2 separate regions of the Homo sapiens genome follow, and region 2 is linked to region 1. Evidence: chromatin contacts called from ENCODE Hi-C or POLR2A ChIA-PET data. All regions are on one chromosome and are shown on one strand. Each heading gives the region's core, a stretch centred on a gene start or an enhancer-like site at or near the end of the contact. The rest is flanking DNA. Distances are from core to core; before and after follow the strand shown. Region 1 has its middle 14 kb from the start of LINC01107. Region 2 has its middle 20 kb from the start of LINC01937.

Region 1 (3,501 bases), core at 280-2,779:
CAGCAGAAGCCGGCTGATGTTGTGCCTCCTGTCATTCTTGATTCAGCAGATGCAGGGCAGCAGCTTCATGGCCCGGGGGTGCTGCGTCTGGGGGGTGCTGCATCTGGGGGGTGCTGTATCTCGGGGGGTGCTGTGCCTGGGGGGTGCTGTGTCTCAGGGGGCGCTGCATTTGGGAGTGCTGCATCTCGGGGGATGCTGTGCCTAGGGGGTGCTGTGCCTGGGGGGTGCTGCATCTTGGGCGGTGCTGTATCTGGGGGGTGCTGCATCTGGGGGGTGCTGCGTCTCGGGGGGTGCTGCGCCTGGGTTTCCTGTTGTTCCACAGGCACTGAAGGTCCCAGGGCTGATCTGTCCACCTGGAACCAGCTGGGGCTATAGCCACACCGGGCTGTGCTCCAGCTTCTGAGGCCTCTGCTGGGGAGTCCCCGAGAGCCCTCTGAGCTCTGCCTTTCGCACGGTCTCTCTAGCAGGTGGAGAGGGGATGCTGGTGGCTGAGAACCACTGCGGGGCGGGGTGGACAGTGTGAGCCTGGGCTCTCAACACCAGCCATGCATTTCGGCATCCCTAATTCTTTGTTTTGCCTTTAATCTTTATTAAATTACTGTCGAAACTAACTCACTCTTCATAATTTTCACAAAGTAGTCTAGGTGAAATAAAACAGACTTTGGAGCCAGAAGAATCGAAATAAAATTCTCATTTCCCAATTACTTGCTGTGCTACCTGGTACAAATGACTTGGCCTGTCTGAGCCTGTCTGCATTTTTAAAAGGAAGTAACGACACCTGCCTCATGATACAGCTGAAAGGACTAAGTTAGATGAAATGTCTCTGGTCCTGAGCAGGGCACCAGTGGTGCCCACGGTGCCGGTTACTGGGGTGAGTGTCACTTGTGTTGAACTGAGCAGGGGGCCAAGCGCCAGTCCTGGGCTGTATCTGTATCTCCACGGAAGATCAAAACGTGGGGGCCGAGGAGTCCTCTATGGATTGTTTCTTCTGAACAGAAACAGTGTGTGAAGTCAAGCGGGGGAGCCCTCCCTTTCCAGAAGCGAGTCATTGAAGAAATGCCCCTGTGCGGACTCCCCACACGTTAGCACTGGCGGCCAGGCCGGCCTCCCATGGAGAGCCCCTCTTCAGAGCCACCTTGCCCCCATTTCCCCCTCAACTGCTCAGCTCACTGGGGAGGAAGGCAGCGAAGTTGTAAAAACTTACTTTTTGGAAAAATAAGAATTATGGGGAAGGACATTAATTTAAAAGCTTTTAAGGAGCCAATTCACCTGTGAAAGTGCTCCCCAGGTGAGGGCCTTCCTGTGTGGAGAACAGCCCGGTCTTTAAAAGCATTTTAATTAATGTTGCTGAGAAACACGCTGATGGTATTTAAGTCTGAAGAGCAAAGGTACCAGCCAAGAGTTTTATGACGTGGTGCTAGTTCTCTTAAAGGCTGTTGAAATAATGTTCCCGTGCACTCAGCCTCCCCACTTAGTGCGGGTGGCGGCCAAGAGGAAGTGCTGGAATCCTCGGTGGCCTAACCCCGGCCCTCAGGACAGAACAGAAGGCAGGCGGCCCCGGCCAGGACATGCCCAGTGGAATTTCAGAGGCACTTTCGGGAACACAGCGCCTTCGCACCTTCTGCTCGGTACACACCTCGAGGGGTGGCAGCCAGCTCTTGGCGGCCCACCCAGCACCCTGAAGCCTGAACTGCCTGGACTGTCGCTGAGCAAATGCCAGGGCCCGAAGAGGACCTGGAAGAGGGCGGGTGAGGGGCTGCAGGCGTGTGGGGCCTGGATGATCCCATCTTGACGACGAGCTGGGAACCGCAGACCGGTGTCATCCTGGCTGGAGATGGAGGTCTCTACATGGCTCCCTGTGTGGCCAGACCACTGTGGCTGGACCAGAGTTTCCCGATAGCCTCTGGGAATGGCAGGGACAGTGGGGGAGGAGGTCCCAGGGGATTTTATTAACAGAAGGGGGGAGAGAGGGTAGAGAAAGGTAATGGGAACAAGTAGCTGAAAATATGCCCTGGAGAGCAGGGGAGGAGGCTGAGCAGGCAACTTCAAAAGGGATGGAAGAAAATGGGGGCTGCGGAGAGTTGAAGAGTGACCCCAAAAGATATGTCCATCCAGAACCTCAGAATGTGACCTTGTTTGGAATAAGGGCTTTTGAGGATATAATTCAGGTAAGAATCTCGGGAGGAGATGGTCCTGGATTAGGGTGGGGCCTAAATCCGAAGACAGTTGACCTTATAAGGGATAGAAGGGGACACAGCAGCACAGGGGAGGAGGCCACGTGAAGATGGAGACAGCTCAGAGTGATTCGGCCACCAGCCAAGGGATGCAGGGGGCTGCGGGAAGCTGCAGGAGGCGGGAGGGATGCCCCTTAGAGCCTCTGGAGGGAGCAAGACTCTGTCTGCCCCTGGATTTCAGACTTTGGAGCTCCACAACTGTGAGAGAATAAATCTTTGTTGCTCTGTGTTACAGCAGCCCGGGGGCACAGGCACGCAGAAGAGACTTTCCCACAGCGGTTCCCAGAGCCCTGGATGAGGCGTCCTCCAAAGGATTATGTCACCAAGTTTCTGCAGGTGATGAGTTTGGGAGCTGTTGGGTCAACTGAAGGTCATATATGTGAGTGTGTTGCAAATCTCCAGGGGGCTTTAGAATGTGGGGTTTTCTCAAACTGTTTAACAAGGCGGCTTTGTTTCCACGGTATGTCTCCTTGTCCTTGTGTTTCTCGCAATGTCCCTTGGGAAATGCTGGTCTAGACCACCGGGGTCAGGGGCTCGGGGAGGGAGGGCACTGCAGCGGAACGAGCCTGGACTGGGAGTCAGGAGGCTGGCCCGCCCAGCTCTGCCGGTGACACGGAAGTGACTCTGGGCAGCCCCTGATTTTTCTTGACTCCACTGTCTTAGCCTAGGTCCTCCAGAAAACAGAGCCGTAAACCAGACTTCCCACATCACTGCTTTAGTGGGATGGTGAACCCAGGGAAGGAGTGAGGGAACAGCCGGGCGCGGTGGCTCACGCCTATAATCCCAGCACTTTGGGAGCCGAGGTGGGCGGATCGCCTGAGCTCAGGAGTTTGAGACCAGCCTGGGCAACATGGCAAAATCCTGTCTCTACAAAAATACAAAAATTAGCCAGGTGTGGTGGTGTGTTCCTGTAGTCCCAGCTACTCGAGACGTTAAGGTGTGGGGATTGCTTGAGCCCAAGGAGGTCAAGGCTACAGTGAGCTGAGATTGCACCACTGCACTCCAGCCTGGGTGACAGAGCAAGACCCTGTCTCAGAAGAAGAAGAAAAAAAAAAAGAGTGAGGAAGCAGAAGTGAGCCATGATGGGAGAGGCCAGAGCTGCCCCATCCAGCTGGCCCAGCTCCACAACAACCTCAGCTGGTTGCTTGGTCCTTGGGGGACGCCTGCATCGTGGCAGGACCAAGCACCTGCAGCTGCGGCAGCAACAGCGGGCAGTGTATCTGCTGGGGGCCGGCCACTGCCCTTTGCCTCCTTCTGCCCTCCATAT
Region 2 (4,015 bases), core at 1,227-3,726, 130 kb after region 1:
TCGCAGCCCTGCTGTGCTGGCCAGGGCCATACTAATTCTTGAATAGTGCAGAATCTTGGTATTATCATCCCAAGTGACCTCCCTGCTGGGGATGATGCTGTCATCCACCCAAAGCTGTGGGCAAGCGTATTGGTGAGTTAGAAATGTTAGGAGTTCCCATATGGAAACCTTCCCAAGGTCTCGGCTTAACGCTGTCATGATATCTGGACATTCTCGTGGGCTTCAGTGGGTCCCCTCTTTGGAAGGTTGCAGGCCTGGGCTTGTCAGGTTAATGGCCCACGGGGTAAGGGGCTGTCGAAATGCCACAACCCACCACTCACCTCCTCCATCATCTGGAGGAATGCAGCGCTAACAGCTCCAAGTTGGCTGCGATGCTTGCAGGTTCTCCTATGGCCACGCACCTCGTGGCGGCTGGGCTGGCCTCTTAAGCTGTCTCTGAGATTCACGCTTCACATGCTATTGGCTCACAGCGTTTGTATCAGGAAATGCTGGCCCTATTCCCCGTTTTCCTCTTTGAACTTGACTCTCCTGCCTATTGCATTACTATCTTATTTATGTTATTTGTGTTTGACAGTGCAAACCTCTACCCATCTTTTTATTTTCAATGTTTCAGGGCCGTTCTGTGCTTATGGATGTTACTTTCCATCTGATACAAAACCTTTGTCTGTTAATGAAGACATTTTCAGTTTTAATTTCGGCACAGCTGTTCCCATCTCTGTCCTCTTGCTTTTTGTTTTCTGTTTGAATTTTTTCTTTTGCTTTTTTGCCATTCCTTTTCCTCTCTTTTTATCTGTCCCATGCTTGGCTTGCTTTTATCCTCTGTAGTGAGACAGCAGCCTTTCTATTTTTATTCCTGCTGATGGCTACGTTTCTGGGGAGAAAATGTCTGGTCGCGTCTGTACTGTCATGGTCACATTCAAAGAGATGGTCTTTATGTGTCTGTGTGCATCGGGTGCCTGGCGTGAGCTTGTGTGGATGTGACACGTTCCCACACGTTCCAGGTTCGGGCCTGGAACCAGGGCGGGCTGAGTGCCCCACTCTGCCCTGGACCTCGAGTCTGCAGGCCTGTTCTTGAGGGCTCTATGGTTGGAGGCAGGATCATCTCTGATGGACCCCCTGGCCTGATACCCACCAGCAGCATGGAGAGGCAGTGCCACTGTCGCCGCCCATAAGCATAGGGATCTGCAGCCCCACAGGGTGCTGTCTCCCCTTCATCTCCATGACTGCCCTGGTCAGTGGCTGGTGCAATGTCAAAGGCACCCAGGGCCTGGTCAGAGGATGGAGGAAGCTGGAGAGCAGGCACAGCCAGGACGGTCTGTGGGCCGGTCCGTCACGTGGTGGCCTTTCACGTGCACCAGGGCCCTTCTGGAAGCACAGTGCAGATGGCCACACCCTCCTTCCTGCCCGCCACTGCTGACCCTCAGCCTCCTACCCTCTTCGCTCCTGGTCTCTTGGCTCCTCTGAGTACCAGCCCCCAAGGGCAGGTCACCCCTGGGCATGGATGGATGAGGCCCATGGGCTTGCTGTCACTCTGTGACCCCACAGTTGGTCCTCAGGGTGGGGACTCCACGTGTGCCCAGGGGCACTGAGACAAAGCTCAAAGGCCTCCCTATCCAGCAGGTCCTGCCCTCCCTGGATGGGGCCAAACCTCCTGCACACTCGTCCCTGGAGTAGGCAGGGTCCTGGCTGGGCCTCTGCCTCCCACAGGAGTCCCTGGGAGGGTAAAGAGGAGGAATGGTGAGTGGCCCCTTCCTCAGGCTTGTGAAGCTTCTGCACATGGCGAGATGAATCCCCGGCCTCGAGCAGCTCATGCAGCAAAGCTTTTCTTGGTGTTGCCCCCCTCCCCCAAATGAGTGGGCGGTGAGGGGAGAGGGTCACAGGGGTGCTCAGAGTGCAGCTTGGTCCAAAGAAGCCCCTTTCTGAGCCCCAGTTCTTATTACACACAGGCACCTGAATGGGGCTGGCCTCCTCCTCCTGCCACAGCAAAGATTCTGGGTCCGGAGGAGGGGATCAAACAGCACCTTACGGGGTCTTGTCCCCAGGAGCCTGGCCTCTGCTGGGGACCTCAGGGCAGCACCATCAGAGCATAGGGCATACTTCCATCTAATGACCACTTCAAAATGTCTCCTTGTCCATACGCAGAGTCACGCCTGAGCAAAACTGTGACCCTCACAAAAAAGCAAACTCAAAACTACAAAAAGAACCACAGCCAAGACTTCCTCCTGTACCAAGCAGAGTGGCGATCGATGATGCTGAAATAGCTGGGCCAGCTTCAAAAGGTGTGGAGGTGGGAATGCTGAGATTACCCGACATCTCAGATAGGTGAAGTGGCTTGGCCCTGAGCAGGGTCCCCAAATAATGCATAAGGAGATTTGAGTGTTTCGAGTAAATTCCTAAGCAAAAGGGAACAGTAAAGTACTCTTAACAAAGTTTAGAAGCTCTTAAGCACATAGATCCTAGCAAGGGTTGGTCTATCTGTGTTCCTGGCAAGACAGCGCCCGATGGCTGCTTGCACCATCGACTCTGATGACCTCATCAAAACAGTTCCTTCCAGCTTATCTGCACTGTGGATGCGCAAACATGACAGGAATGAGCCCTGCCTGGGACCTTTCAGGACACCATTCTCGGCATGGGCGTGAAGGCTATGCAGCTCCAGGGCCACGTCTGCCCAGGGTCTTTGCGGCTCACAGTCACCCCGTCAGCCTAGTCACTCCGGTGTGGCACAGGAGAATGAGGGGGGAAAGCCTGATGAGGGTGCAGGCACCGGTGTAAATGCTGAGCAGTGGGAAGTGGAAAAGCGCTTTCCTCATCGACGCTGCCCCACTAGCTAGTGTGACATCTGTGCCAGCTTGGCGGTTCCCCTACCCCTGCCTGCTAGATTGGTAAGTCCCCTCAGAATAGTGGACACAGCCCAAGAAGGGGCAAGCCAGGGCCACAAAGTGAGCCTGGGAGAACTTGCTGGGGGACCTGCCCTCCCTGCAGTCAAGGTCTCCTTCTTGAGTGAATGAGACACTTGAGTGAGACAGCCTGTGACTCTGTCTCACCCACAGATACAGGCAGCATGTCCATGTACATGCACACAACGCAGGCAGCAGGGCTGTGTGGCTATAAGCACGTGCATCACGTCTGTGTACCTGCAGAATGTGCAGGCAGTGTGTCTGTGTACATGTAGATGACGCAGGCAGCAGAGGTGTGTACATATAGGCACATGATGCATGTCTGTGAATATGCAGAATATGCAGGCAGCATATCCGTGTACATGTAGATGTAGATGACACAGGCAGCGCATCTGTGTGCACGTAGACACATGCAGCAGACACAGCACGCTCTGCCTAGCTCCCCAACATCACTCTCCCTGTTCCCAGGCGCCTATCCCTTGGCTTCTGTGGGTGTTTCCTCCACCACAGCACCTGCTGCTCCTCAGAGAACTGCCCTTGAACTATTGAAGCCAAAGGGCCTAGGGGTTTACACCCTCAGCCACCTGTGGGTGAAGCATCCCAGCTCCCCTGCCTCATGGGGACAAGCTCTGCCACTGAGGGTGTGGGTGATAGGGTAGCTTGTGCCTCAGTGCTGTCCATAGGGTCTGGCTGAGTGGGGCCTGTGCTGGAAATCGCAGCCTGGCTTGGCTTCTCTCCTCCCTGACCCCTCCCCAGCCTCCCCTGGGAGCAGTTTCTCTGTGGACACCTGTACGAGAATCCCGCCTCATGCCAGTGTCTGGGGTGCGTGACCTAAAGTGAAGCCCCCCTGTGGGGCCACAGGTCCCACATCCACGCTGCCAAGCTCCACCAGCCTCTAGCCCACATAGCGGCGACTTCCTTCCTGCCTGCGGCCCGCCCCACCTTCTGTCAGCCCTGCACAGGGGAGAGCGGGGAGGGCACCACGTGGCCTCCCCAGATGGCCCCAGGCTACCCTCATCCCCATTTCCCTCGAGCTCTGGGTACTTCTGAGCAGATGTGTTTGAGAGGATGTTTACACGCGCGTTCCAGGCTTCATGTGCGTCTTCCACTCTGTCCAC

What was found. A loop is a pair of places that touch in the nucleus more often than their neighbours do. ChIA-PET counts read pairs that join two places held with the same protein, here RNA polymerase II (POLR2A). Pooled maps may share reads with other maps.
Region 2: a map of heart right ventricle shows a loop between it and region 1 (2.0-fold over the local background). The contact joins two enhancer-like sites. A Hi-C loop is called at or near these places in 2 of 168 maps with a recorded cell type or tissue (PC-9 and heart right ventricle) and 1 of 50 pooled maps. POLR2A ChIA-PET finds 5 or more read pairs at or near these places in 1 of 52 experiments (OCI-LY7).

What each region holds. Positions count from the first base shown.
Region 1 is chr2:238,568,247-238,571,747 of GRCh38, forward strand. No RefSeq gene overlaps it. Among named protein-coding and RNA genes, the nearest start is that of LINC01107, 14 kb to the left of the region's middle. Within about 2 kb of position 1,530, at least 6 of the 41 ENCODE cell types and tissues checked have a DNase peak (open chromatin) inside an H3K27ac peak, as active enhancers do.
Region 2 is chr2:238,697,680-238,701,694 of GRCh38, forward strand. No RefSeq gene overlaps it. Among named protein-coding and RNA genes, the nearest start is that of LINC01937, 20 kb to the right of the region's middle. Within about 2 kb of position 2,477, at least 5 of the 41 ENCODE cell types and tissues checked have a DNase peak (open chromatin) inside an H3K27ac peak, as active enhancers do.